Linked DNA regions of Mus musculus: regions 2, 3, 4, 5, 6 and 7 are each linked to region 1. A link is a loop called in an ENCODE intact Hi-C map of the cell type or tissue named here. Cell type or tissue: left cerebral cortex. All regions are shown on one strand.

Evidence for each region. A loop is a pair of places that touch in the nucleus more often than their neighbours do. Peaks named below come from ENCODE experiments on the same cell type or tissue, not always from the same donor. Only the 100,000 strongest peaks of a DNase experiment are listed, where the experiment ranks them.
Region 2: it touches region 1 in a loop (2.3-fold over the local background); 4 of 42 quality-filtered maps call a loop at or near these places.
Region 3: a loop joins it to region 1, with 8 times the contacts of the local background. A loop is called at or near these places in 6 of 42 quality-filtered maps.
Region 4: a loop joins it to region 1, with 8 times the contacts of the local background. A loop is called at or near these places in 14 of 42 quality-filtered maps.
Region 5: it touches region 1 in a loop (9-fold over the local background); 18 of 42 quality-filtered maps call a loop at or near these places.
Region 6: a loop joins it to region 1, with 2.9 times the contacts of the local background. A loop is called at or near these places in 5 of 42 quality-filtered maps.
Region 7: a loop joins it to region 1, with 3 times the contacts of the local background. A loop is called at or near these places in 3 of 42 quality-filtered maps.

What each region holds. Positions count from the first base shown.
Region 1 is chr13:28,418,024-28,422,023 of GRCm38, forward strand. It overlaps Gm40841 (a long non-coding RNA gene), which reads right to left and starts at 3,476. Exons shown (of 3, transcript XR_003950511.1): 1 at 1,062-3,476. In left cerebral cortex, a CTCF peak has its summit at 2,218; DNase peaks (open chromatin) are centred at 245, 818, 1,108, 1,501 and 1 more place; H3K4me3 peaks cover 2,596 bases; H3K27ac peaks cover 2,585 bases.
Region 2 is chr13:28,602,578-28,606,577 of GRCm38, forward strand. The region is part of intron 6 of 2610307P16Rik (RIKEN cDNA 2610307P16 gene); the gene reads right to left. Among named protein-coding and RNA genes, the nearest start is that of Mir6368, 110 kb to the right of the region's middle. In left cerebral cortex, no CTCF peak of the experiment used is centred here; a DNase peak (open chromatin) is centred at 1,631; H3K4me3 peaks cover 317 bases.
Region 3 is chr13:28,754,667-28,758,666 of GRCm38, forward strand. All of the region lies in intron 3 of 2610307P16Rik (RIKEN cDNA 2610307P16 gene), which reads right to left. Among named protein-coding and RNA genes, the nearest start is that of Mir6368, 46 kb to the left of the region's middle. In left cerebral cortex, no CTCF peak of the experiment used is centred here; DNase peaks (open chromatin) are centred at 2,445, 2,724, 2,869, 3,321 and 1 more place; H3K4me3 peaks cover 840 bases; H3K27ac peaks cover 1,219 bases.
Region 4 is chr13:29,833,739-29,837,738 of GRCm38, forward strand. The region is part of intron 4 of Cdkal1 (CDK5 regulatory subunit associated protein 1-like 1); the gene reads right to left. Among named protein-coding and RNA genes, the nearest start is that of Cdkal1, 20 kb to the right of the region's middle. In left cerebral cortex, a CTCF peak has its summit at 1,652 (motif pointing left); DNase peaks (open chromatin) are centred at 222, 786 and 1,666.
Region 5 is chr13:28,948,149-28,952,148 of GRCm38, forward strand. It overlaps Sox4 (SRY (sex determining region Y)-box 4), which reads right to left. Exons shown (of 1, transcript NM_009238.3): 1 at 771-4,000. The coding sequence ends at 3,551. The region is part of intron 1 of Gm46405 (a long non-coding RNA gene); the gene reads right to left. Among named protein-coding and RNA genes, the nearest start is that of Sox4, 3.6 kb to the right of the region's middle. In left cerebral cortex, a CTCF peak has its summit at 2,331; DNase peaks (open chromatin) are centred at 33, 563, 1,435, 1,604 and 4 more places; H3K4me3 peaks cover 3,556 bases; H3K27ac peaks cover 3,507 bases.
Region 6 is chr13:28,713,546-28,717,545 of GRCm38, forward strand. The region is part of intron 3 of 2610307P16Rik (RIKEN cDNA 2610307P16 gene); the gene reads right to left. Among named protein-coding and RNA genes, the nearest start is that of Mir6368, 4.7 kb to the left of the region's middle. In left cerebral cortex, no CTCF peak of the experiment used is centred here; DNase peaks (open chromatin) are centred at 1,980 and 3,252.
Region 7 is chr13:29,011,797-29,015,796 of GRCm38, forward strand. It overlaps a transcript of A330102I10Rik not described here. Among named protein-coding and RNA genes, the nearest start is that of A330102I10Rik, 2.5 kb to the right of the region's middle. In left cerebral cortex, no CTCF peak of the experiment used is centred here; DNase peaks (open chromatin) are centred at 1,634, 2,522, 2,797, 3,278 and 1 more place; H3K4me3 peaks cover 2,275 bases; H3K27ac peaks cover 1,813 bases.

The sequences.
Region 1 (4,000 bases):
AAGATCCTGTCTCCACCCCACCCTCAGGAATGCACCAACAGCTGGCCAAACATAATCCAGCACACAGAGCCGCTTTGTAGAATTTCTAACAAACAGTGGGAGGACAGGCCAGACAGGCGTCCCAGAGGAGCCCCCATGACAACTGGGAAAGCTGCTTGCTCCCGGCTCAGAGCTCAGTTCACCCAGCTCACCCTTATCTATCTACAAGCTTCTAGTACCAGCCAAGCCCCGACAGAGGCAATGAGAGGCCACCCTCCTCCTTCCTACAGCCTCAAGCAGGCTGCAAGCTTTCTTCACACTGACATCAGCCGTGCCCTGCCTCATGCCACACACCCCTGCAAGCTCGACAGCCACAAACCCCAGTGCCAGGATCAGCAGCAGCACCTGTGGTCACCATCTATAGCTGGGTGCCAGGAGGACCCTCCCTTTTCCTTAAAGAATTTCCTTTATTAAGCATAGCTGATCCTAGCATTTGAAAGCATGTAAATCTAACACTGTATCCATCTCCACTGAATGCTTAGCTTCTGAAGCCTGTGGTATCCAGCTGGCCTCAGAGTCATCTGGGATACATTTATTTTGATTAAATTGATCGCATTTCTATTTAAGGGACAGAATTTTTCTGCCATACTGAATACAGCTGTGTTTACAGGGCTCTGTAGGAGAAGAAAACAAAACCGTACAGTGAGCCTTAGCCCAACGCTGAGCACTTAGAACTTCAAGGAGTTAAAACTGAAGGGGTTTGCTATGCCGTTAAAAAGAAAAGTCTATATGCAGCTGCTCTGGCCGAGCTTTCTGGCTAGCCAGGAAATAGGTCTTGAGCAGGAGCTGAAAACACTGGCTTGTAATCAAACCCAACCCAGCAAAGAGTCTCTCTCTTTCTCTCTCTCTCTCTCTCTCTCTCTCTCTCTCTCATATCTCTCTCTGTGTGTGTATGTGTTACACAGTCTCTTCCATGTCTCTACACGCATGCACATGCACTTAAATCCATGCTGCAAGGCTGCTATTTTTCTCTGGGGACACTGTACAGTCACCCAGCCCATCAGTTTCTTCCTTGACAGTACCAGGGACATCCACACTGCAATTTACAGTTCCTCCATGCACGTGCTGGCAGATCCACTATGCCATCCTTCCTTAGATTAAGACTGCGGAGCTGGCAGCAGACAATCTTACGACAGTCAGCATCTCTTCTTTTCCCCTTCCATTTCTCCAGCTCTGCCCTGCCAAGCAGACACAGCAAGTACCTGCTTCATCCATCTTCAGTTCCACTCTCTGAAAAAATGCCACCACATCCAGACCTGGGTTGTCCCCCTCAGACAATCCCAGCGAGCAGCCGGGGTTAGGTGCGTGAGGCAGGGGCGGTGGCTGCCCTCGCCCTGTATGCATATCATCGGTGGGCACTGATGTATAGTATTCCTAAATTCCCTTTCCAAGTCCTTCGCATGCCTTCGCATCCCACCCCAGTCTTCTGCAACTTCACCCTGTCTTCCAAGACCCCATCGGCTGTGAGAGACCCTGGCCAGAGACTGAAATAGGTCCTTCTTCCGCAGAGTGCAGACAGGAGATTCTGGGATCCTAGTTGTACGATGGGCCATCTCAGGCAGGAATCAGCCGGAACCATGCAGGTGAGCCAGACGAAGCTTGATGTGCCCACAGTGGTGCAGCCCGGGAGCGGTGAAGAAGACAGTCTGGCTTCAGAGTTTCGAGAAAAGAAAAAGAAAAAGAAAAAAATCAAAAAGAAAGAAAGAAAACAGCGCAGCTCGGCGCCTGTGGGGGTGGAAAAAATACAGACACAACCAGAAAAAAAAAAAACAATAGTTAAAATCAAATTTCAAAACAAAAATAGGAAATACAGAGATCAGCATACTTGATGCGACTTTTATTTCTGACGTTTTCTTGGTTTATTGGCCTCCCCACCCCCCTCCAAAAACTCCCCAGTCCCTGAACGCCCGTCTGTCCACGAGTGCCGAGTCTCAAATGCGATTGCTCCACAGTGCCGCAGACCTACATCACATGAGGAAGCACATGACGAGCCGGAGTCGGCTGCTGCTGTGGTCAACTGTTCTGCCGAGGCAGAAGGGGGGTAGGAGGCAGTGCCCCTCTCACGCTGCCAGGAAGAAATTTCCTTAAAAGAACAATGGGAGGGCAGCATCTCAGAAGAAATGCTTGAGCAATATGGACTTTTGCACACTGATGAAGAGGCACTGTGGGTCCTTGAAGACAAGCGGAGGATGCTGTACCGCAGACACAAGCTGGATGGCAGCAATATTATTTCTTGTGTGTACTCGTCAAAGCTGATTCCGTTGAAGTGGATTCCTGAAAAGCACATACCATGTCTTCCGAGCATGATCAGGCTTGGAAAACCAATTCTATTATCTCTCCTTGCAATCTGTATCTGAACCTGCATTGTGAATAATTTATTTTTAGACTAATAAGAGGCTTGCCAAGACGGCACCCTTTCTATGGCAAGCGATGCATGCAGTATTCACCCAAGAGGGAAAACCTTGTCCCTTTGTAGGGAGAAAAGAGGAGACAGGTTTTGTTGTTTTTTAAAAAAAAAAATCATCATAAATCAATTGTGACTTCTTATTTAAAGGTATATACAGCAGTAAGATTCTCCCCCCAAAAGTCATCACTGGAAACAAGGGAAATGTTTGTTTCTTTGAATTAACAGGTCTCTGGTTTGTACATTGGCATCTCACACTGACACCTCACGCTGGCAAATAGGGGTGATGTTTTTCTAACACTGGCCAAAGCCCTTAAGCCACTTAGATATTTTTACTTTGCAACAAAATGACAACCAACAACTGCTTCCCAGAATACCCCTCTGTGGAAGGTGCTGAGTGGCTACTGCTGGTTTAGTACAGACCACACACTGGAGAGTGATGACCTTGGCGTCCACAGGTTCTGTCAAATCCCAAAATAAGCATATAACCTATTTGGGCACTCTCGAAATGTAGAAGTAAACTATTTTAGAAAAAAATACAGATGATCATCCTAGCTGATCAAATTCAGAGAACTTTTCGTGAATAGGTGAAGAGATGACTTCCTATGTCATTTGACTGTGGTTAACAATGCAAGAGCCTGGGTGACACACAGGAGCCTTTCTCTGCATTTGTGTATAAAAGGCTACCTAGACCTGGGTAGTATGTGGAATGCAACGGGCATGTTCTCAAGGTGTAGCAATTGCAGGTCTTCTTTTCCTCCAAAGACAACTTTCTACCAATCTAATCCCTGCAGAGTCATTCCAGGAAGACTCGGCAGCCCTGTTTTCCTCTCCGCCTCTCTCCCTACAATCTTTCTTTACAAGTGGCCCTTGAATTTCAGATTCCTCTCCATTCCATGAGAGTCAGACTTTTTATCTGTGTCTGATTGCAAACCACTGCCACTAAACCGCTGTGTCTGCACCATACAAAACCACTGTCTATATGCTCAGGACAGTTCTTTGCCCATCACCGAGGCTAGCTCCTGATTTCTTCATATTCATGTGTTACCAATCAATGGTACTTTCAGCTTGTGTAACTATTTAAACAAGCTGGTCTACTTTGTATAGATCCTTCATTGAGTAACAACAACAAAGTCTTGCTTTGTTAATTACTACAGAACAATGGCATAGGAGGTTCTCCCTGGCCTCAGGAAACCTATCTACCGGGCCTGCACCTCATTTTCTGTTGGCACTAAGCTTGTATCACCTTCAGTGCAACTATTCCTGAGTTTTATTCCGCATAAAAATAGTAAATGGGTCTAAATTTGCCTGATAGCTGTGGGTCAGAGAAGAAATGCTACGGAAAAGTTCCAAGACAGAAACAGCTTCTACGTAAATACCTGGAAAGGTGCCTCGGGGTCCCAATTTGCAGTGAAATCTAAAATGGCCAGCAAGAGGCTGGGGTGGATGGTTAAGTTTCAACAGTAGCAATGCCGGTCACTGAAAATGAGCACTCGTTATGCCGAGAGTCTATAGGAAGCACTGAAGATCTATTGCATCACTTAGCAATCCTATGAG
Region 2 (4,000 bases), 180 kb after region 1:
TAAAGCACACTCAATTGAGAACAAGCTAAGAAGAACAACATGCCCATAACCCCAGCACTTGGGAGGTAGAGGCATAACAATGGAAAGTTCAAAGTCAGCTCTGCTACATAGAAAGGTGGAGCTGAGCACCATCTACATGAGACGGTGTCTCAAAATTGAAACAAACAAATAACACTAGGAAGGAAGATGATGGAGGCCATCCCAGCAAGTACAAAGCCCTGGGAGCAAGCTCCAGGGTTGACTTCCTTTACTGTATCTAAGCAGGGTAACACGGACCTGTTATTATCATTCAAGAGGTATCGGCAAAAGGATCTCAATGTTAAGAGCACCTTGGGCTATAGAATCAATCAATCAATACAAACAAAATATAAATATTAAAAAAATGGCCAGGATAGGCTTCAGAAGTATAAACTAATGATATCAGCATTTTGCCTTTGATTATTGTACTAAGGATATTATACACAGTGTTTGATGCAAGTGAACCCTCATCCCAGAATTTGCCAGTCAGAGGCAGGAGGACTGCTGCAAGTCCAAGGTCATCCTGTTCTATACAGCAAATCCCAAGCCAGCCTGACAACACAGTAGGAGGACCTCAAACAACAAAAAGGGGGAAAGACAATTTGGGGAAAAGCTGGGTGAGTGAAGGGGGTAGAGTACATGGGTAATTGTTATACCTACTTAAAACCTATATTAATTTAAAAGTGATCTGTTTTCTTTCAACTAATAGAAATAGACTTTTAGGAAGGTTATATGGCACCTTTTTTCTTTGGATAATATTGTGCATGTTTGAGTGTGTGTGGGTATGGGTGTGTGTGTGTGTGTGTGTGTGTACACGCATGTATACGTATCTTAAAAATAATCCTCAGTTACTTGTATAAACTAAATACCACAAGTAAAATAATACTGGTTCCTTGCTTTTCTCACCACCTTCAATAGACTTTTACCAAGTACATAGTATCACAGGGTATCATACTATATCTTCTATATAAAGTTACATGTTGAAATTTTCTTCCTATTTTATTACCATATTTATAAATAGATAACCAAAATATATAGCTGCCAGTTTTATCTTAGCTCAAGAGGAATAGAATAAAATACATAACTGATTTGAATGAATATTTCATAAGAATACTCATATTTACTGTAAGGTTATTGAGCTATTTTTTTTTCAAGAATTGAAAGAGAACAATTTTCAAACCACTACCATTTGTTCATGCCACATGCCATTAAATGTATTGATATGAAAACTCTATACATAGGAAAACATCATATCTATTTTATCTATGAAGTAAGATAAACTCTTAAGGACTAATTTGCCAAAATGACACAACTCTGCCCCACTTTGGCACTGTGTTAAAAGCATCCATACCCTCCCAGCCAGACCAGCCAGACCAGAACAGTAACATAACGATTCTATGCATGTTTGCACATTATTTTTTTTTTAAGTATTCATTCCTGGCTCCTATTTAAAGCTAACGTTTGTTACCAAAGCTGAAGAAAAATCTTAGAGGAATGAGGGAAATGTGAGCGGAATTCCAGGCAGCAATACAGGCGTGCTCAAGTGTGAAACAGGAGAAGAACATCTGCCAAGTTCATCTTGGCCCCGCCCGATACTCTCTCACTGATCTGGGTCCAACTTCCATTTGTTTCTCTCCATCCTTCCCTCCCCCCACTTCCTCTGTGTTCCAGGAGCATGTAAAACCAGAGGAAAGAGACTGGAGACACTTCAGAGAAGACACGGAAAACACCACAGAGTAAGGGGAGGGCTCTCTCATCTAATCATAGCTTCATTCCATGGAGGAAAAAATTTGAAGACAAACCTCCAGAGGAAAAAATAACAGGGAGAAAAGTATCGGAACGCTGATGCTAAGATCAAATATTTTGGGGAAGAATCACTCAAAAGAACTAATTTGAATATGTCATTGGATCCATATTTATACACATTATAATTTAATATGAGTCAATTCTGGAGTTGGATATACTTTGTAATTCAGTGTTATATTTAAGGTCTCTAATTATGTTTGATTCAGCAGCATCCAGCTTTGTTCTACAGTACCAGTTCCTATCTGTTCAGCACTGATGCTAATCGATTGTCTCCTACATCTTTAACAAAACTGGCCGCACTCAGCAGAACTTCTCAAATCCACAGACTTTATTCAGGACCCCGACCTTGACGCCACACCATATCTAACACCATCTGAGTCTAGTGTATGTAACTGGCATTATTTTAGAAAAGGAACAGAGAGTTTTCAATCAGCCTTGCTTTAAAAAGTCAAATAGGATAGCCTGGGTGTTCATCATTTGATGTACACATAAGGAGAATGTGTTATATATACACAACCGAGTTTAGTTCAGACAGAATCATGTTATTTTTATGAAAAAAAAAAAGATGAAATTAAAAGATCATGATATAAAAGACACTAAGCCAGACCCGGAAAGTTAATTACTACATGCTTCTTCTGTGTGGAGCTGGAGTTTCATACACACACACACACACACACACATACACACACACACACAAACACACAGACACACACTCACAGACATACCTATACATGTGACATGGAACTAAAAAGGTGACTTAGTTGGGGAAGAGAAGAAAACGATAAGATGCAGGAAAAAGATAAAGGGACGGACAGTGGGGAAGTGAATATGATCAGAGCATGTGATAAAATCCATCAAAATCATCAATATGAACCCCTTCGCTTTGCACAACAACTCTACACTAATGAAAATATTAAAATAATGATGGTTACTTTTTAACGTCACCCAGGCTGGTTTTATAAACAACATCTGGTAAATGTAGAAACAGTACTATCTTAGCACAACAGTAGAGAGAATATCATGTCCTAGAAGTCAAACGCACAGTCAAGACATTCTGTGTCCACCCCTAACAGAAGGTATCGTCAGAAAAATGCATTGGTCTGAAGAGTCCTGTCATTCTGCTGCCCCAAGACTCAAGTGAGAACAGAGTCTCTGAAGCACCCGACTGCTCTTCCAAAGGTCCTGAGTTCAAATCCCAGCAACCACATGGTGGCTCACAACCATCCGTAACAAGATCTGACTCCCTCTTCTGGTGTGTCTGAAGACAGCTACAGTGTACTTACATATAATCAATAAATAAATCTTTCAAAAAAAAAAAAAAAAAAAAAGGCTGGATCTATAAGCTCCCCTAACCTCAAGGGGGAAAAAAGAATGTGACCAAAATAACCATATGAGGCATTATGTTAATGCGGGAGATGCCACAGGAAATATTTTAGTACCCTCTACAACAGATTCACACCCTAATAGAGAAGATAAAGTTAACAGACAATTATAATTCAGTGCTATGAGAGACATCACAAGGATAAGCACACCATGTAAAAGAAGCATATGGGAGAGGGAGAGGCAGGGTGCTCAAGTAGAGCTCCCTAGAGGAAGTGACCTCACCCCCCAAGGCACACAGGCTCTGTATCCACTAGGGTGGCCAAAACAATGATAGACAACCACATGTGCTGGGCAGGCAGAGACCAAGTTGATCCCCCATACATCAACAGTGGGAAAATAAGCTGGTAAGACCTCAGAGTGAAGGTTCTACATGGCCCATCAATAAATAAAGTACTTGCTTTACAAATGAGACGACCTGAATTTAATCCTCAGAATGCATGTAGAAAGCTGGGTATTGTGGTATACATTTGTAATCCCAGCCCTAGGAAAGCAGGAAGAAGCAGATGCCTGTGGCTCCGGAGTCAGCCAATTTAGCCTAACACTGTGATTCTCAACCTGTGGGTCCTGACTCCTTTGGCAAACCTCCAACAATATTTACATTTCGATTCATAATCATAGCAAAATTACAGTTATAAAGTAGCAACAAAAGTCATTTTCTGGTTGAGGAGCTGTATTACAGGGTTGCAGCATTTGGAAGCTTGAGAGCCTCTGAAAGAGGCTGTCTCGAAAACAAGGTTAATAGCACCTGAGAAAGAGACTCAAGTATGACCTGCACACATGCATGCATGCACAC
Region 3 (4,000 bases), 340 kb after region 1:
GGGTAGCCTACATGGCAGAATAAGAACATTACATCATTATGAACAAAACTAACTCTAGTTGCTGGGTATGGTGGTACACACTTGTAATTACATACGAGGTGGATACAGGATAATCAGGAGTTCAAGGTCAGCCTCAGATACATGGTGAGTTCAGGGCCAGTCTGAGCTACCTAAAATCCTGTCTCAAAGAAAACTAAAAACAGGAGTAGGATTCACCACATTAAAGTAGAACTGGGAGAGTTCTCCTAGACTGAAAGTCTTATAGACACGAACAAACATAAAACAGTAATTCTTGAAGATTTAAAAAGTCTTTTAAGATTTGTCATGTGTATGTCTGTCTGTGTCTGTGTGTCTGTAATTGTGCCTATGTGTGCATGCTGTATATGTGTGTCTGTGTATGCGTGTCTGTGTCTATGTATAAATGTTATGTGTGCGTGTATCTACATATCATATGTGTGGGAGGTGACCACAGAGGACAAAAGAGGGTGTTGGGTCCCCTGGAAGAGCCACTTTCCACCCACTAAGGTTGTTGAATTCTCACACTCATTGAACCACGTCAGAAAGTAAAGTAGACAAGAGAGTCATTCCTCACTACCTCATTATATTTTAATAACGGTTACATGTTAGAAAGGGGGGAAAATAGGTGTTTGCTCACTGTGGAAAAGCTAAGGAGAGGGATCATGAAAAGAAAACACTTGTATGTGCCCGTGGCCTGCATTCAGCTACTGATCATATCCAGGTTCACATAAACGTACATGCTTTGCAGAGATAATGTTGCACATGCAGGCTCCCGTTTTCAATTATGCTTTCCAATCTAAATTTACAATGCTGCCTACCAAGGAAAGCAAGATCTCAGTGTTTAACATTTCCTCATAGACTTTCCACTTCCATACCTCTCTCTGTTGATAGAAGATAGAAATGTTGACCTTTTATATTAAACATGCTTTCTACATAGAGATTTCATGTGTGCATCAATAAATTAGAAACAAGTTTGCTCTACCTTGTTTCAATGCCTTTGGGTTGTTTGTTTGTTTGTTTTTTGAGAGTCTTATCTAGCCTGTGCTGTCCTCAAAGTCTGTATAATGTAGCTAAGGCTGCCCTTCGACTTCTGATCTTGGTGCCTCTACTGTGAAAGTGTTGGGATGACAGGAACGTGCCACGATACTGGGCCAAAGTGTATCTTTTAAGGTACCCACAAAATGCAGTGCACACACTGTGAAATTAATCACTGAAGTGACAGCTCTGGTCTGGAGAGAGAGAACTCAGCTGGTTAAGTGCTTTCTATGCAAACATGAAGACCTGAGTTCTATCCCAACTCACAAGAACAAAGCCAGGCATGGTGACAGGCCTCTGGAATTCTAGTGGCCAGGAAAAGGAGACAGGAGGATCCCTAGAGCTGGCTCTCCAGCTAATCTTGCTGAAGCAATGAGCTCCAGTTCACTGTCCCATGTTCAGTGGAACCACTACCTCAAAAATAAAGTGGAGGGGACTGCAGAGTAAAGAGACTGCCCTGGGGCTAAGAGCACGCAATGTGCCTGCAGAGACTGAGTTTTGTTCCCAGCACCTATGTCTGGTAGTTCATAAGTGCCTAACGACCACTCCAGGGAATCTGACATCTCTGGCCTCTGTGAGCACTGCACTTAAGAATACAAACTCATGCTCATGCATACACATCTATACATAATATAAAATAAATAAAAATGAATATTAAATCTAAAAAGTAATAATAATTAAAGAAGACACCAATAATAACCAGTCTCTGGCCTGTATGTACACTCGCATACACATGACCCCATACACATGCATACACACCATATACCACACACACAAAACAATAACAATAATAAGTAACCTCTATTACTAATAAGTAATGTAGACCAGAGTTGGAAGAGCCTGTGTTTAGCATACACAAGGCCCTGGGTTCTCCAAAAACAAAAACAAATAAATGTTATTAATTGGCCTTTTAAGTTCTACCATCCCAGGGCCCCAGACTCTGTGTCATGCTTTCATGCAAGAGCGTGAGAGTTACTTTGCTTCCTACAATACAGCTGAGGATGCTTTCTCGAGTTGTTCAAGCAAATACAAGCCACACATGGGGTATTAACAGAAAGAAAATATTGAAGGGGGATAACAGAACTGGTTAACCATGCCCTAAGGCCTCTACCACTAGTGAATTTTAGAGACATCTTAACTCACTACTCATAAATGTCCCTGAAAAAAAAAATATTCTCTCACGTTAAGTGGAGGAAGAGACACAGGTCAGGTTTAATAGAAGGCCAAGGGAAAGGGTCAACGCAAGAGCAAGAGTTCACAGTAAAGCCAGAGCAGAGGGGGGCCAGGCACAGCCTTTCGGATCTCAGACAAGACAGGGGAAGCCCTTCCCTCTGCAGCCTTCTCCTTTGCATCCGCCCTCACCTTCAGGTCTGAAGTAAACCTGAGCCAGGAGCCTCCTGGTGCAAGCAACCCTCTCAGAACTTAACAGTCTCAGGTTTTAAGCAACTCTTAGAGCCTCAAGGTCAGCTAGGGTACACACACACACACACACACACACACAAAGAGGAAAATAGGTCGGGAAACAAGAAAAAAGGAAACAAGTCACTTGGCAAACCAACCTCCACGGAGAATTAGCTTCTGAAAATCTTCTGAGCAAACAATTCACACCATAAAACAGCTGCTGCTTGCCATCTGCGGGTCCTAATCAACACACGCACATACACACACACACACACACACACACACACACACACACACACACATATATACTTCTGCCCAGTGGTACCCTGGCTCCTAGCTATTTCCTGTCCCCTTCAACCTCCTAAGCAATTCTTGGTCAAAAAAACGAAGTCACAAACTTACAGGCACTGACAGTGTTTTCCTAGGGTAGATTCTGTCCAAGACGTTATGACAGTAACAGAAAAAGAGCAAGCAGGCCTTCAAGTCCTGACGTCTGCTCACCACTTTCAAAAACTGGCTCCTGACCTTATTCTCACTTGGGTCCTTCAGGTCCAGTCGGTGAACTCTGGACCTTTACTGGACCAGATCAAATCATTTCTAGAACCACTGTACCACATTTTATTTAGTCTTTCTGTTCCTCTCCCCCAGCCTCAAACGAATGACTCTGTGCCAAAAAAAAAAAAGCGGGAGGGGGGAGAGAAAGAAAAAGTTGCTGTTTGAGAGAGTATCAGCATGCTTGATTCATGCCAAAGTTTACAGCATAGTTCTATCCTGAGCCACAGCGAGGATGGGCCGTTGTGGGGGAGGGAAATGGAGCCAGGCAGCTGTTTTTTCAATAAACTCTAGCAGAATCCCGCCCACTTCCTGCACTGGCTTCAGGGACCCCAGCAGAGAGGAGGAGGAGGCAGCCAGCGAGATCTTCCTCCTCCAAGACTCAGGCTACTGCCTCCCTGGCTCGGACCCTCCTGATCCACCCCTGAACCTCAGGAGGGCAGCCAGAGGGTTTGTCCCAGCTCCTTTGGATGTTTATTTCTGGTCTCCAACTCCCAGGAGAGTTTCACCTCCTCTCTCCCTAATCTTAGCCCTCCCCACGCTCCACCCTCCCCCGCCCGTGTATCCTAGCTCTGAGGCACACCAGGCATGACTGCAAAAGCAGGGAAGGGAAGGGAGTGCGTTTCTCATCCCACACCTTCCAAGAATATGCTGGCCTTCCCTCTCTGCAGCTGTGGTCATCAGTCCCTCGGCTCCTCAAGCCAGCCTTTCCTCAGGCAAAGCCTCTGAGTTCAGTTTCTTTTCTGGAGTGGGAAGGGAGGGCAGGAACATGAGAAGGCACGGAAAAGCTGCTGCGCCCACCAAGACCAAGCAAGCGGCTCAGTCAGCCCTAAAGCTTTAATTTGTTAACTTAGAAACCCCTGGGGCATTGCAATCAAAGGAGGGCTCCACCCAGCAACACCTCTGATTACTTTTTTCCCTTCTAGTGGGCAAGTAAAGAAGAGGGGAAATTAGGACAACCGTGTGCAAAACAGAACTACTCCATAACACGGAC
Region 4 (4,000 bases), 1.4 Mb after region 1:
CAGGCAGTCCCAAGCAAGTCCTCCAAAGCAGCCACCTCAGAATGCAACCCCTTAACTTCTCAGACTGTTCTCCACTCACAAGGCCACTGTCAAATCCTAGAGAACGTCGAGATGGCTGTCAGTCAGTGCCCACTGGAGCTGCTGCTGAGGAACCAACCTCTCCCTTAACCGCGCACTGCTAAGCAATTCAGGCACATCACATGTGCATCACATTACTGGCATCAACAGAGGCGGCAAGAAGAGTGAAGATTCACAGGGACTGTACATCTGTCACCATGAGCATAAAAACAAACGTCTCGCTGCAGAGGCGTTGTCACTCCTGAAACTACACACAGGTGGTGAGTGAGACTGTCCTGTCAGGGAGGTAAGAATGGGGTCTAATGGAATAAGGTGCAAAAATCTTCATTTTTAAGGCATACTAACCTTTTTGTAAAAAAGTAATTTGGGGAGAAATACATAAAAGCTGAAACATAAAATTGATGCAGATTCAAAACAATTTCCCCACTCCAATAAAGGGCAGTAAAGGACAACCCGAAAGGTCCTGTACTTCTGACCTTGGTCCCAAAACAAGGGCCACTCATCTCACAAAAAAGCTGGATAAGTAGTCTGTGCTTTCTTACTTCCAGTAAAAATCCCTGGCAAGTGTACAAGCGGGAAACAGCCACAGATACCTTTGACTGGACATAAGACCGTCCTACTTGTACCATCACACTTGGGTCACCTTTGAGTATCTGCGGCTGGCGAAACGGCTCAGCATTTAAAAGCATACACTGCTCTTGCAGGGAACCTGGGCTGGGGTCCCAGCATTCACATCAGGCAGGTTCATAACTCCAGCTCCAGGGTATCTGATGCCTTTGACATCTGCAGTCACCAGCACACATGTTGTGCACAGACTGACACGATACACACACTCACATGTGCATACACCTACACACAATTAAATATAAAATAAATCTTTTTTCAAGATGACTTCGGAAGGGGTTCAACTGCATGATGATGGATACAAACACATGCTGCTGTTGAAAGCAGCCTGCCATCAAGCCAGAGGCACATTATCTAATTTTGTATTTCTCACCTAGAAAAGCTATTCATAGACCCTAGATTCTCCTTCTATCACATTACAGCCAGAGGACACAGAAACAGTGAAAGGTTTTACTAAATTTTCAAAAGTCCTGTTAATATAAAATGACTTTCCAAAATGGATAAGCCAGAGTGGTGTGACCTGAAAGCCACACAAATTGTTTATTTATGCCTGCTATGTTTTAATCACTGGACTGGTTTAGAGACTTCAAAAAATTAATGGTTTTGGCTATACAACAGCAACTATGTCTCCTATGAAACATTAGCTGTCACATTAAGACAAGGTTTTATCATTAATTATATTGGATTATATAGTTTATATCTACAACATGATTGTTAAATAACCAAATTTCCAAACCATTTCAAAATAAAAATGAAATCAGGTCCCAGCAAGCCTTACATGAATTAAGGATCCATTTACAAAACAGAAAATTAAATGTAAAAAATATAACCTCAATTTAAGACATTTGCAGATAAGACATCCAACACTTTTTTTTCCCATCCAAAAAAAAAAAAAAAAAAAAAAGCAAATGAAAATGCTAACGCAGGTCAATAGTGCCATCTTTTGGGTTGCTCTGTAATTGCACGAAGGCGTCCAGAAACACCTTGAATGCATACGAGGAAGGCACAGCAGATGAGGCAAGTCAAGCTATCAGTCTTTAACTTACATAACTTACATTCAATCAATGTATTAACTACACACTCTTTTTTTTTTTTTTTAGATTTATTTATTGGTTATATGTAAGTACACTGTAGCTGACTTCAGACACTCCAGAAGAGGGAGTCAGATCTCGTTACGGATAGTTGTGAGCCACCATGTGGTTGCTGGGATTTGAACTTTGGACCTTCGGAAGAGCAGTCGGGTGCTCTTACCCACTGAGCCATCTCACCAGCCCCTTAACTACACACTCTTACATGTATTGTCGAACCTCATGTTTGTGTTTACTGAAGTTCCACTGGGTTGAACCCCTCTCTTCAAAGAGCTGAGAAAGCTTTATTGACTGAGTTCTAAAACACCTCTGAGCCAGTCACTGCTGGGTCACAATACTAGTTTTCAAATTCCAACACTAATTCATTACAATTATATAACCATATAGTCATAATTGTTATAAGTAATGCACACATTTCTATACACAATTTTGAAAAAATAATTTTATTCCTTTTACAATGTTTTTATCATACATGTGCCAAAAAAATGTTTTTATTATTAATTAAATTATTACATGACTATATAAACATTAACTGCATTCATAAAGGTATTTACATTTCAAAAATATTAAAGCATGTATTCAAAACAATATTTATGTATGTGACAATGGGGGGGTTCATCACTGAAAACTGCAAAAAGCTTTTTCCTTATTGCGGAGGGGATCTCAGCCTTCATCACTGCAGCCTGCACCTGCCTCACACCTGGCCTAAGTCACAAGAGGCTACAGTGAGCTGTGACGGGTAAGCTTCAAGCTCACCCACTCGAGGATCTGTGCCTTAAACTGATGAGGTCTGTACACCACCTTCACTCTTTTTCAATAATTTCACAAAGTTTTATGAAATCACAACATATTTCTCTAGGACACCCTCAGAGTTCAGGCCTTCATTTCTGTCTGCTAACAATTCAGCTCTCACGTGGAAAGCAGAAGATATGACAGTGGTCTGCCCGTGCCCTTGAATTACTCATTGTCAATTTTACTCAAATTACCATCAGCCAATAGTTCTTCAGAGAATGACTTTTTAAATCACAGCTAAAAGCTATCAAAATGGAGACACCTTATAAGGTTACCAAGACAGCAACAGAAAACAAATTAAACAAAACAAAGCCAGAAGCTGAAGGGTGCGTTGAGTGCTGCTCTGGGGCTGGGGACACAGGGCATCTGCTAAGTGCTGGCCTGCAGCACACAAAGAGCCGGGCCAGACCCAGCATTGCTGGAACTGGGATACAGGAGAAGCTATCTTACACTGGACACTGCTCTTCTATGAAAGCAAATCATAACAACGATTGTTAAATACCTCAGAAACATCTTCAGTCCAATGGCAAGCCTTGTCACTAGAAACAGACATGGATGGAGAGACTTAGAGACCACTAAATGAAAGCCTAACTGTCGGAAGGCTGTGGCTCCCCACAGCTCGCCTTCACTCCTCAGGGGCCGGTGTGCGCCCGCCAGGTCTTCTCTAGAGATAATCGCCTTCCCTATTTCTGAGTGGTAGGTGAAAATTCCATTCTGAAGGCCCTTAGATTTATTTCTCTGTTTTATTCCCTGAGAAATAAAAAGGGGGGGAATGAGAAAATGCCATTCTTCTCCCCACCTTCTACTATACCCTTTACCACCATTGCAAATAATTCAACTTCTGAACACAAGGAACACGCTAAACCCTACCCTGATGAGCACACAAACCAACAGGAACATATGTAACCGTATTTTATCAAGTTTAAAGGTCCATCGAGATTGCTACAGTCAATTCCAGCCCATTAAACAGAAAGCAATTACTGCTTCCAATTTAATAAGAATGGATTAAACTGGATTTCTGATTCAATACCATTTGTAAAAGTGTCCATGTCAGGAAGAGTGATGGCGTGCGATCTTATCTCAGACATGTCAAGACTAAGCCAAGTGGACCTGACAGCACCTAAATAGGACTCTACTGAAAGCTCCAGACGTTCACATGCATACATACCACTTAGTTCACTGTTACAATAGACTTCTGTGTTAAAGTTGGAAAGCAATTATTAACATTCATCATATTCAAAAGTCAGTTCTACTTGATCACTAACCCACATATAATGCACATTTTAAAAATTCCTATTTTGTGTGTGGTACCCTGTGCAATGGCACTTGTAATTCAAACACACATGGACACTGCTCATGCTAGCTCATTTAATCCTCCACTTCTACCAAAGGCAGTGCTCAGGACTAATCACAGGACT
Region 5 (4,000 bases), 530 kb after region 1:
ACACTCTCCTACTTGGCCTGTCATTCCAGTGGTGAGCAGGTAGGCTATATTTTACTCACAGTGACGCCCATGTTGGGCGGGGCATAAGATGAACAGCTTAGGGCCATAGTAACTTTGGTAGTTCTGGAAACAGAGTTTCAATCAAGTAGTCCACTCAGGCCTTAAACTCAGGATCCTTGAGCCTGGCCTGCCTCTCAAGTACTTGGATTACACCACACCCTACTGACCTTTGCATTTAAGGGGACTCCTCCACCCCACCCCAACAAAGCAAGCCTAAGTTGATTTTGGTTTTCCCATCTTGTAACTATGGAAGGCTTTTCTCCTAGAAGACCTAATAATTTAACAGGCTCATTTGTTCTTCTTGGTCTGTGCAAAACAAATCTTGGTGTGTAAAGGGGATGGTGGCTTAGAGACACAAAAGCAAAAAATACATTTAAAAAAGTTCAGCCTGCCGGCTGGATTGAGAGCAGAGAAGCCTGCCCCTCCCCCCTCTTTGCAATTTCCAGACAAAGGGTGCCTGCTGATGTACAGTAGACGCAGAGAATTCCTCGAAGGCTGGCGTGCGGAGGGAGGGTTGACACACACGTGGCCAATGCCATCACTCGGGGTCAGGCCTGCGAAATCTGGCCAAGAGGAACTTAGGGTTTGCCATTAAGATGGCTTAACTGAATCAGCACCAGCTTCCATGCCACCGCGAAGCTGCAAAGCAGCAAAGCAGCAGCCTGCAGTGAAAGGAGAGATCCCAGGAATAAGGATGACAAAAGTCAAGATTTAGGGTTCAGTTCCAGCTGATTTTATTTCCTTCTCAAAAAAAGTTATTTACAGAAGGTATATAGGAACAACCTGACAGGCAGTGACGGACAGGATTAGCTGGCATGATTTTTTTTCTTTTTCTCTTCCCCCAAATATTGTTTTTTGTTTTTTTTTTTGTTTTTTTTTTTTTGCTTTTTTTTGTGGCCTTGAATTTTAAGACAAATATTCTACACGGCATATTGCACAGGATGGATGGTTAAAAAAAAAGAAATAAAAAAAGAAAGGAAAAAAAAGAGTTTTAAAACAAAAACCCTTAACGGAACTGCCTCTTAAAAGGCAGGCGTCCTCGTGCCTGTCATGTTATATTAAACATACATACACACAATCTTTTTGCTTATTATAATACAGACTTAAATGTACAAAGATGTTTTCCACTTTTTTCAATCTTTAAACACAACAGCTATAAACCTGAACACATATGCTATCACCATGCCATAGGACTGAAACAATTATATTTAGCGACAAGTAGAAAGGATTAAATAGTCAAATACAAGAATGAAAACGCAGTACATTGTGTCGCGAACTCAAATCGGCATTTAGATAGATCCAGTGGTTTAAACGGCACGTTTTTGCTTTATAAAAAAAAGTGCAAAAAAGATGTGGTTTACAAGTTAAAGCTACAGAATCCCTTTTTGCTGTGAATGCACCAGTTTTAAAAACCTCTGGACAGAACAGCAATTCGTTAAAAAAAAAAAATTTTTTTTTTTAAAGCATTATGGTGCTGGGCTGAACTCTCCTCCCCTTATAAGACCAGGGGGTTGAAAGGTGGAAACCGGTGGCAGGTTAAGGGATACTGTCACTTTAAGAAGCCTGCAGATTGAAGTGTAAACATGGAGAAACCAGGGGCTGATTTTTCAAACTGTGTGAGATATTAACCAGCCACCCTATTATAAAATCAGGAAATCCAAACAGCGATTTACACCGATTAACACCCCCTTTATATATTTTTTACAAAAATACACTGAGAAAATAATCAAACGTTTTCATCTCTCTTGTCATTTTTTGTTTTTTAAAAGTGTCAAAAGTCTACATTTAAATATAAAAAATTAAAAGTTAAAACTCTAGCCCTTCAGTGAAGGAGACGTAAAATGGCGTGGGTAACAACACTAGAAAAAAAAAAAAAACGAAGAAAAAGAAAGAAAATAAAAAAGAAGATAAAGAAACGAGGTTAAAAGACAAGAAAGCAAATGAAAAGGGAAAAAAAGGGGGGACAAAATAAGAAAACTGTTTGGCCAGTATAAATACGTCCACATATAAAATGGCATCTGATTACATTTACAAGGGAAAAAAAAATACAAAGATGGAGAGTCCGTGAGGGGGTAAAAATAAACGGGTCTTCTCAATTACACCTATAAGGAATAAACACACACGGAGAAAAAATTTGGTCCTGAATTGTGGTTTTTCAAAAGTCCAGCACAGATTTGAGTTGCGTTTGAATCCTTTTAAAGAGTTAAAAATGAAAAGGAGCTGGTGATCGGTTCGTTGTAGGAATCAAACATAGCGCCATCTATCCGCTTTTTATATTATCCTACACTATTTTAAAAACTGCTCAACAGTCTTATACAGAAATCTTCAAAAGATAGACAGGATAACATGCTATATTAACCCCACCAGTGAAATAACTCAACACCATCACGATTCCCATTAAGAGAAGAAAAAAATCTCTTTTCCCCCCCAAACCACTCCGCGGCCCCTGGACCACATCCCACAGTCTCCTGTCCTCCCGCCGGCTCTGGGTAGCCTCACCTCTCTGATTTTTTTTTTTTTTTTAATTCTTTATTTTTGCACAGACCCCAGGCGGAGGCCCGGGAACCCCAACGCCCTCTGTGCTCCGGGTCCTTCTGCATCCCCAACCAGGTTGCTGTGGCTTCCACGAGGTCCCCATGTCCATTTCCGAGGCTGGCCTGCTACTCCCAGCACATCTCCAGCTGCAAGGACAAGGGGAAAAAAGGTGGGGGGAGGAGGAGAAAGCCCAGCCCGGGACTTCGCCAGCGTGGAGTTTCTCCATGCCAATGCTCCCCTAAGCTCAACACAAATGCCAAACGCATCACCCCAGAGCCTTCTTTCTGTCTTCATTGCAGAAAAAGAAATTTTAAGAAGGGGAAAAATACAAAGAGAATACAAAGAGGGGGTGGGTAGGAGATGGGGCACGCTGGATTTTCCCCCTCCTTTCTTGACCATGAGGCAAAATCAAACAAGAAATCACCAAGGCGAGGGGGTGGGGGTGAGGGAAAGATTCCTTCGGTCTTTAGAAGCTTTGCTTGGCTTCTTTTCTTGCTGGGGGTGCAACCAAGTCCGGAAGCTCGTTGGAAGGGTGGGGTGGGGGGGAGTCTCTTCAAGCAAAATTGGGGAGGAAACTCGAAGTAGCTTTTTTAGCCACCACCAACATCAATAACAACAACAAAAAAAGGTCGCCCCCGTCTACTCTCCGCCTCCTTCGAGTCCCCAGCCCTGAGAGTGGGGGATGGGAGCGCGGGTCCACTAACGCCCCCGCGCTCCTTCTCCAACGGCGGGACGTGTTCCAGGCCAGCTCTATGCACTTTTTCTTCCTTTTCTTTTCCCCTTTCTCCTTCTACTCTCCATCTATTCTTTTTAACTCATTTTTTTTCTGTTTCTTTCTTTCTTCTTCTTTTTAACATTTTTTTGTTTGTTTTTTTGTTTGTTTGTTTTTTGTTTTCTTTTTTCCCTCTCTCCTCTCCTGCCTCTTGGCCCACCTTCTCCCCGGCCCGCGCTCCCTTCAGTAGGTGAAGACCAGGTTAGAGATGCTGGACTCCAGCCAATCTCCCGAGATCATCTCGCTCACCTCGGGCGTGCAATAGTCCGGGAATTCGAAGTGGGAGCCTGAGCCGGGTTCGAAGTTAAAATCCAGGTCCCGATCGAGCGCCGATGAGGAGCTGAAACTGCCCAGGGACATGCTCTCAAAGTTTGAGCTGGGGTTCAGGTCGAGCAGGTCGTCTTCGAACTCGTCGTCGGACGACGAAGAGCCCGAGGAGGAGGAAGAGGACGAGGAGAGCGAGGAGGACGCGTGCGAGGGCGCGCTGGACGGGGCGGGCGAGGCTGCGCGTAGGCTGGCGTAGCCGCGGTGGTCAGCGGGCGATCGGCTGGCGGCTGGCGATGATGCTGCGCTGCTGCGGCCGCTCAGACTCCGGCCATCGGGCGAGCATCCCGGGCCTCCATCTTCGTACAA
Region 6 (4,000 bases), 300 kb after region 1:
TCAGAGATCCCTCTGCCTCCAAGTATTGAAATTAAAGGCATACAGCACCACTCATAGCTCTTCTTTTTACAGTTCTTTTATTTTGACTATATGAAAATGTACACAAAGTTTGCCATTGTAGTAATCCCTTTTGGTCCACCACCACAGTGGAATGACTTCATCACTAGCACCACCATCCAAGGCAGAACTCTTGGCCTTATGAAGTGGCACCCTGAACACATCCAATATTAACACTGCATTCTCTCACCCCAGCTCCTAGGTAACGACCAACCTGTTTTTATATCTGTGCATTGGCCTGGTCTAGAGTTTTTCCTAACTCGGATAGAAATCCCATGGCATTTGTCCTTTGCTGTACAGTTCATTTCACAGGACACCATGCCTATGACTTTTCTGTCTTTGTTAAGGCCAAATAACATTTCATTATGTGTACATACTACAATTAATTTATTCATTTATCCTTTTATAGTATTCAAGTTGTTCTTCCCTTGGTGACTTGTTTTCAAATTTATTTGTTCATTTACTTATTTGTTTGTTTGGTTTTAGTTTTCAGAACAAGGTTTCTCTGGCCGTCCTAGAACTACCTCTGTCGACCAGAATGGATTATTTATTGATTTTTGAGGAAGGGTCTAACGTAGCCCAGGCTGGTTTGGAACTCGCTACGGAGCTGAGGATGACCTTGACCCTCCGATCTTCCTGCTTCCATCTCCTGCAGGAAGGAAAGACAGGGGCACGCCAGGACTCCTGCTCTGTGTGGTGCTGGGGCCTAAGTCCAGGGCACAATGCCTGCTATGAAAGGAAGCACTCACCCTCCACCAATGGAACAACATCACCAGCTCACCTCAGATCCTACCCCACAACTTTCTGAAAAGCTGTCTCACCAAGATGATGGGGATCTTTATTTTTATTTTAGAAACAAGTGCAAACAAGGAAACACAAGGCTAGACATGAACTAGTTACAGGAGCCAAGAAGACGGGGACAACTGTATGTCCGAAAGAATACATACAATGGCACCTTCTGAAGTGTAGCTAGACACCCCTCATTTTTAAAAAAATCCTCCACTCACTACCTGATGGGAAAGAATAAAGGGAGGGGGTTCTGTACATTAGTGAAGGCACCAAATTACAGCCCCCCCCCCTTTGAAAGCAAACCAATTTTATTACTTTCAACCTATGGGAAGGTAACTTCCAAAGGAGCCCTTAGGCTCATATTTTAATGAACACAGGAGAATCATATATAATTACCATATCAAGTGCTACTATGGAAATGGAGACTTCTGAAGTACTTAAGGACCCTTAAAAACAGTTTATACTGAGGATTTTTAACACCCGGCCACCAGCTCCACCAGGACGATATTAGTTAGCTATTAATTTGCAGCTCTGGAGAAAGGCTTGCTGAGAGAAGAGCATATTTAGCCCAACATTGGGGATTAACAGATTTCATTATATTCTAATTTACAATGAAATTCTACAGTCTGAACAAATTTATGAGGAAAACTAAATACCTCTGAGGGAAAGACAGAGCAGATTGTGGTAGGTGAGTTATGTGGGTACCGATAAACAGAAGTCTATTTGCATGCCCCAAAACTAGTAGGAGAAAGAAAAAAATTAATTTCCATGACCCAATACAAGCTTATGGGAAAGACAAAAGTCATAACATGACTAAATTAGTGTCAGAAGAAAGGGTGATCAAAGACAAAGGCAACTGCACAACAGAATATCAAACAAACAAACAAATAAAGTCCCCGAAGCTCGACACTGTTCTGCACTGGAAGGCTGTCTACTCTTGCGTTCCAATGCTTAACTTCAAAGGTACAGTAAGAAAGAAATGTCCGCATCGATGACTCGAGGATGATAGCACAGAGCCAAGCTACCTGTTCTCTTTAATTTGTTCTCCTGAACATTTTTGAACTGACAAGTGTTAAAATTCATCAAGACCATTGCTTCCCACCTGGATTTGGCATCCTTCAGGGTGGGTGAAGAGTTTTTTCTGTCTCATGAATATTTTGCAGAGATGCAAACCAGCCAGCTGTGAGAATAAGCCTCCTGTACGCTGTAGGAATGTGGCCCTTCCGCATCTCAAGAAGTCTGTCCTTAAGGCTGTAACAGCTCAAGTGGGAAGTTCACAACTGTGTAAAACTCATCAGATCCCATATTCTATAGCTATGGATCTATGAGGAACTATGAAGAGAATAAGTACTTGGCTTTCAATAAGCTTGGTTCCAAGAACCATCACAACTTCAGTATTATTTGATATTGGGGACTTTACTGTTTGAGGCTAGGGTCCAAGAAGAAAGAGTAATGTTTGGATATGGAGTATAGCGAGAGTATGTGGCAAGGGAGAAAAGATGAAGGAGGAGCTAACAAATTGCTCTTTATTAGTTTTTAATTCCCCATTTCTCGTTATTAGAAGACAAAAATAATGTGTACAAATATTCTCAGAGACAGTATTCTATTTAATGAGGTAAATAGTAAGCACCTTTTAATTAGTTTTTAGTGCCTACTGTTGTCTCACAGGATAGGAGTCACTTCTGAAAGTGGTCATCCACCCTCAGAGAGCTTATTCTCTATGGGGGATGAAACTGAGCACAGCCCTCCTGGTCCAAGCAGAAGGTGCAACATCCTTACGACTGTCTCATTTGATGGGAGAAGGATTGGCCACCCCATAAATTCTAGATGCTTTTGCTTAGCAAACAAATGAATTAGGGGGAAACCCAGCCCTGACTAAAGGTATCTCTGTCTGCTACTCCATCCCGTCCCACCCCCCACCCATGCTCTCTCACTTCACACTCTCTCCAGGTACTTTACCACTCTTCCATTTTTTTTTACCCCTGGGAAGGAAAAATGTTTAAAATGTTAAAAACAACAAACAAACAAACCTCTAGCCCCCTTCGGCACACCAGTTTAGATATTACCTTCCCTTGAAGGTTTCTTCAAAGCCAGCTGCTATCCAAAGCTCTTCTGGGCTCTTTTGAGAATTGTGCTCAGAGTTTCCCATCCCACTTCCCAACCCCTACAATACACTGAGCAGTGGTACAGATTTCTATTCTGTCTCAGAGGGGAATCTTGCTTTGCACACTTGTGTCACAACACAGGATACAACACACTGTGCTCAATAAATCAATTTAAAGCCAGGCCCCTCCACCCCACCACCCCACCCCAAATTGCCACATGGCTCCTTTGGTCTGTGCTAGCAAAGCCCTGCCACTTCCTTGGTTCATGACTTCCCTGAATCACCTCCTCAGCCTCAGAATCCTTCTGCCTGTCACCATCTGCATTTCAAATCTACTGCCAACGCTCTATGCCTTCCTAGCTGTGCACAAAGAATCCAAGATGGTAGGGTCAGCAAATGGATGCTTTCCTAAATTATGGTTTTGAGAGTTTTTACACGGTAACTCCCATTAGTTAGCTTTCTTGTTTCTATAACAAAAATGACCAACAAAAGGCGCCTTAAGGACAGAGAGGTTTACCTTGGCTTACAGTTTAGGGAGGCAGATGGTCACACTGCATCTTTGAAGTCATGTAAACAGTAAATAGAAAGCAGGTTTAGATAATCAAGCCTCAAGCCCAGCTTCCAGCGGCCCACTTCCTCCAGTGAGACACCACCTCCTAAGGGTTCTATTGCCTTCCCAAAGATAGCTGGGCACCAGTTGGGGAGCAAGTGTTCAAACCCACGTGCCTTCGGAAGCATTTCACTTTCAAATCCCTCCAACTCCAGTTCAAAGAGATCAGCAAGCCACTGGGCTTTCTACTGTCTTCCTTTCCGACAGTAGATGTTCGGACAGTTCTGACAGTCAAGCCCATCTGTTCTTGCTGTTTAGCATCTCGTGTCCATTTCATGATGAGCGTTTACTTCTAGTGTGAATCTCGCTCCAACTTTCAAGTACCCCCACGAGATGGTCTACTGAAGTCGTGAAGGGATAAATGAATTCTTACAGAGACATCATTCATACATTTATCTTGCATATTGAGCTTCTTCTAAGGGTGCTCATGGGGGTTGGGG
Region 7 (4,000 bases), 590 kb after region 1:
CTCTCTCTCTCCTCTCTCTCTCTCTCTCTCTCTCTCTCTCTCTCTCTCTCTCTCTCTCTTTCTTATTTATTTATCTATCTCCTCTTGCTTTCTTTGGGCATTACTGGTCTTCTGCTGATTATAGTATGGTTTCTGATTTTGTGGTGTTGGTGTGTGTGTGTGTGTGTGTGTGTGTGTGTGTAAGTAGCATGTGGCTGAGTATGTTTGGACTTTTTTGTGCTTTATTTTGTTTCCTTTTATTTTTTAGTTTGTTTTCTGAGACACAGTGAGAGAACGCAAGGAGTTGGGTGAGTAGGGAGGATATGGGGAGAGATGAGGCAGGAGATCTATGATCAGAAATATTGAATGAAATTTTTATTTTCAAAACAAATTCTGAGAAAAAAACTAAACAACGGAAATAAGGTGGAGACACTGGACACCCACCTCCAGTTTACACACACACACACACACACACACACACACACACACACACACACTTGTGTACATAAATATAAAACCTGAGAAGCTGAAACAATGAGGAACCATCAAACTGAGGGAAGGTTTGTAACCACACCAATGTTTCAGTTCTGTCCTGGACAACGGCCTAAGGGAAAAACAAATCACAACGTGGAGTAGGAGGTCTTCAAGGGAGGTAAGAGCCATGAGGGTGGCACTGCCACAAGGACCCACACTGACCACCACCCTTCCTGACTTCTGCTTTAGCTCCAGTCTTCCCTATGACCACCAGCAGGTCAGGACCCTGGGCACACAGGATAAAGCAGGAGAATCGACCTCCCTAATAACCTTGAGCCCCCCAGTTATGATTCCACCATCAAGGACCCACCTCAAGAGAAACTGAATTTCCTTTTCGAAAAATTCAAGTAACTACTGAGGAGTCAGCCAACAGTCATGGATGGGAACCATGTAGGGCTTGCTCCCTACCAGCAGGTTATCTTCTAGCAATTTGCCTATTTGTTTTTGTTTCACTGTCTCAGATAGCCCAGGTCATCCTTCAGGTTCCTTATGTAACTGTGGATGACCTTCACCTTCTGATTTTCCCACCTCTTCTTCCTGAATGTCGGGAATACAGGTATAGACCATTAGAACTGGTTTTATGGGATCCTAGGGATCAAACCCAGGGTTTAGTTCAAGTAAGGCAATCCCTCTACCAACTGAGCTAGCAAGGCACATCTAAGAGACCATTCAACTATATTACTATGAGCTGAAAAGGGCAACTGAGTCCAGATTTTGTTCTCCCTAGGTAACACTTCTCAGCGCTTCTCCATAAACCACAAAAGTGGGATCCAGATGCCATCTAATACTATAATTAAATGGAGGGCGTTTCTTCATCTAGTCTTGACTCCTCTGCCTGCTGTCCGGAAACATTTTCTTTTGAGTGAGATTCATGTCTCAAGAAGCAAACAGAAAACTAAAATTCATAAGTGGGAAACAGAGAAAAGATCACCAAAACCCCAGGGCATGCACGCACACGTCCTTAGCACAATCACCTGTAGGCGTGTCCTAAAATGGGTCTATACCATTCCGCTCAGCATCCCAGAGCCTGACCTGGGCGGAGCTGCTCGTGGGTTGCTCCAGTAGAGCAAACAGCCCATTCGGAGTGCTGTTAAATGATGAGAACAGGAAGTTCTCTTTAGAGGCTATGCCCTTAGAGGACGGTGCCATGCGAATTCTCCCATCGCTATTCTTTTTTAGCTCAGATTTATAATTGACTTTCTGTTAAACATTGCAGCAAGTTAAATTAATGCAGTAGGATTACAGTCGTTAAACAAATGCCTGATAATGACTGCTTGCTTATTTTAGCAGTTCCTCAAACCGCTGGGGCAGTACCTGTATGAAGCTTTTGGCTCCATTGTCACATTAATTGAGACGCACATGGAGTTTCACAACAGAAGCAAACGTGATGCTTCGTAACGATGACCATTATTTAGGGCTTCTGCCAGACTAATTTACCTTCGAGTTTTCTCCGTTGCCCTTAACCAATGTATTAGGTACAATTTACGAGTTCATGATAGCATCCCTGTAGCTTAAGACAATTTCTACCTGATTTAAGGACAGAAGAAGGGGGGAGGGGGAGAGGATAGAAGGGGTAGGGGAGAAAGAAGAGAGTTTTTAAAACGAAAACACCAGCAAGAATTTTTCCACACACACTGCAAGGAACCCAAGTGATATGGACAGTGATGGTTTTAACCCATTTCTTCATGGAACAGTCAAGTCACTTTCGGGAATGGCCTGTCAGCTTAAAAAAAAAAAAAAAGCAAGATGGAAATAATTCGTTCAGTCTTGAGTTAACACTGCATTGGCACAAACACATGGAAGAAATGATCGCCAGCTGGACAGATGTAGCCCGCAGTCCTGCAGCCCCCTGCAGGACCCCGTTGATGTCCAGGGTCATGTGCCTAGTACCACCTTAGAAACTGTCCCGATCCTGTTCAGGACATTGAATGATAACACCCTGCAAGTCAGCTGACTGCTGTGTCATACTGCATTCCTGCAGATGCCAGCTCCTGCTCCTGCAGATTGCCAGTCGAGATGCGGCAAAGCAGAGGCAAACAGCTAGGCACAAAGCAATAGAGTTGTAAACTTTGTTTTTTTTTGTTTTTTGTTTTTTTTTCCTGCTGCCGCCTATACTGCCTCTCTCCCATAGGAAGAACACTACCTCTGGGTAGCCAGGAGCTGAGATGCAGTCTGAATGTTCACGGTGGCTTCTGACGTGGCAGCGTGAATTCTCAGCTGGGCAGGTACTGCTTGGAGCTTGCTGAGCAAACTGGCAGTGGTGGAGTTCAACTGCTTGCCCACCTTGTATGGGAGTAGGCTTGGAGGTGGGGAGGCGGGTTCTTGTGCCATGCTATGGTACCTTCAGGAGATGATCTTGGCATGATTTGTCCTGACTCAGACCTGGGCAACTCATCACATTGGCACTGTGGGACTCTCCAGCTCCCATTGCAGGCTGGTCATGGGACTGGCGTAACCCCCCCCCCCCCCGCCCGCACTCCTCAGTTAGATCATGCTTTAAAGGAGAAACCAGATTTATTGGCCTAACTCAATCTTAGTCCTCTCTGGATGCAGGACAGCTGTCGGCTAGCAGGGACACAAACAGCCATCAAGTGGAGAGTCGTTGGGACTTTGGTCTGTGTGCAGGTGGAGCCTGGAAGACTGACAGTCTAATTTCGGTCATCTAATGACTTCTTATTTTCCTAACTAATTGTGCTTGCTAAGCACACAATGGTCTGGATTAGTCTTGGAGCCTTCATCAAGTTGGGCTGCAAATCAGGATGCCAGCAAGCCTGCAATAGCCTTGGCTCCCTCCTGTGTGATGCTATGCTAATTCCCAGGATGGGTCACTCTGACAACAAAAAAGAACGCTTGACTTCTCTTGTGATGCTAGAAGAACATAATTCTTTTTTGCAGCGATTCTCTCTCTCTCTCTCTCTCTCTCTCTCTCTCTCTGTGTGTGTGTGTGTGTGTGTGTAAAATTCATCAAACCAAAGAGCCTAAGAGAGATCATTGTGGATGTGGCTTTTAATGATTTGCGGGAGAAAAAGAAAAAGAAAAAGAAAAATGACAGCCTGTGGAGACGCCGATTGGAGAAAGCAGCACACTGTGGTTATTGCCAATTTGAAATACTGGGTTTGTGAAGCCAAGCCCTAAGGGAGTAGCCGGGTAACTGAGAAAGAGATCGTAGATAAAGAAATAAAAATGACAAGCGTAATGGAGGCTGTGCGAAGGGACTGTCAGAGCATCCGTTCATGGATGGCAATCTTGCCAGGCAGAGATTGAATAATTCATAGATGGAAACTACCCTGCCTTCACCTTCCCATTTAAACCGGGCATGAGCTGAATCTCTAATAAATTTTCAAGATAAAGTAAAATGCCAATTTGAATCTGAAGAGCTTTTAAAAGCAGATGTCGCATCCCCCCGAATCGTTCAGTATCTTTCACAATTACACTCTGAGGACTGCACTTCATCAGGAAGCACCGTCACCGGGGAAAATGACTGTGA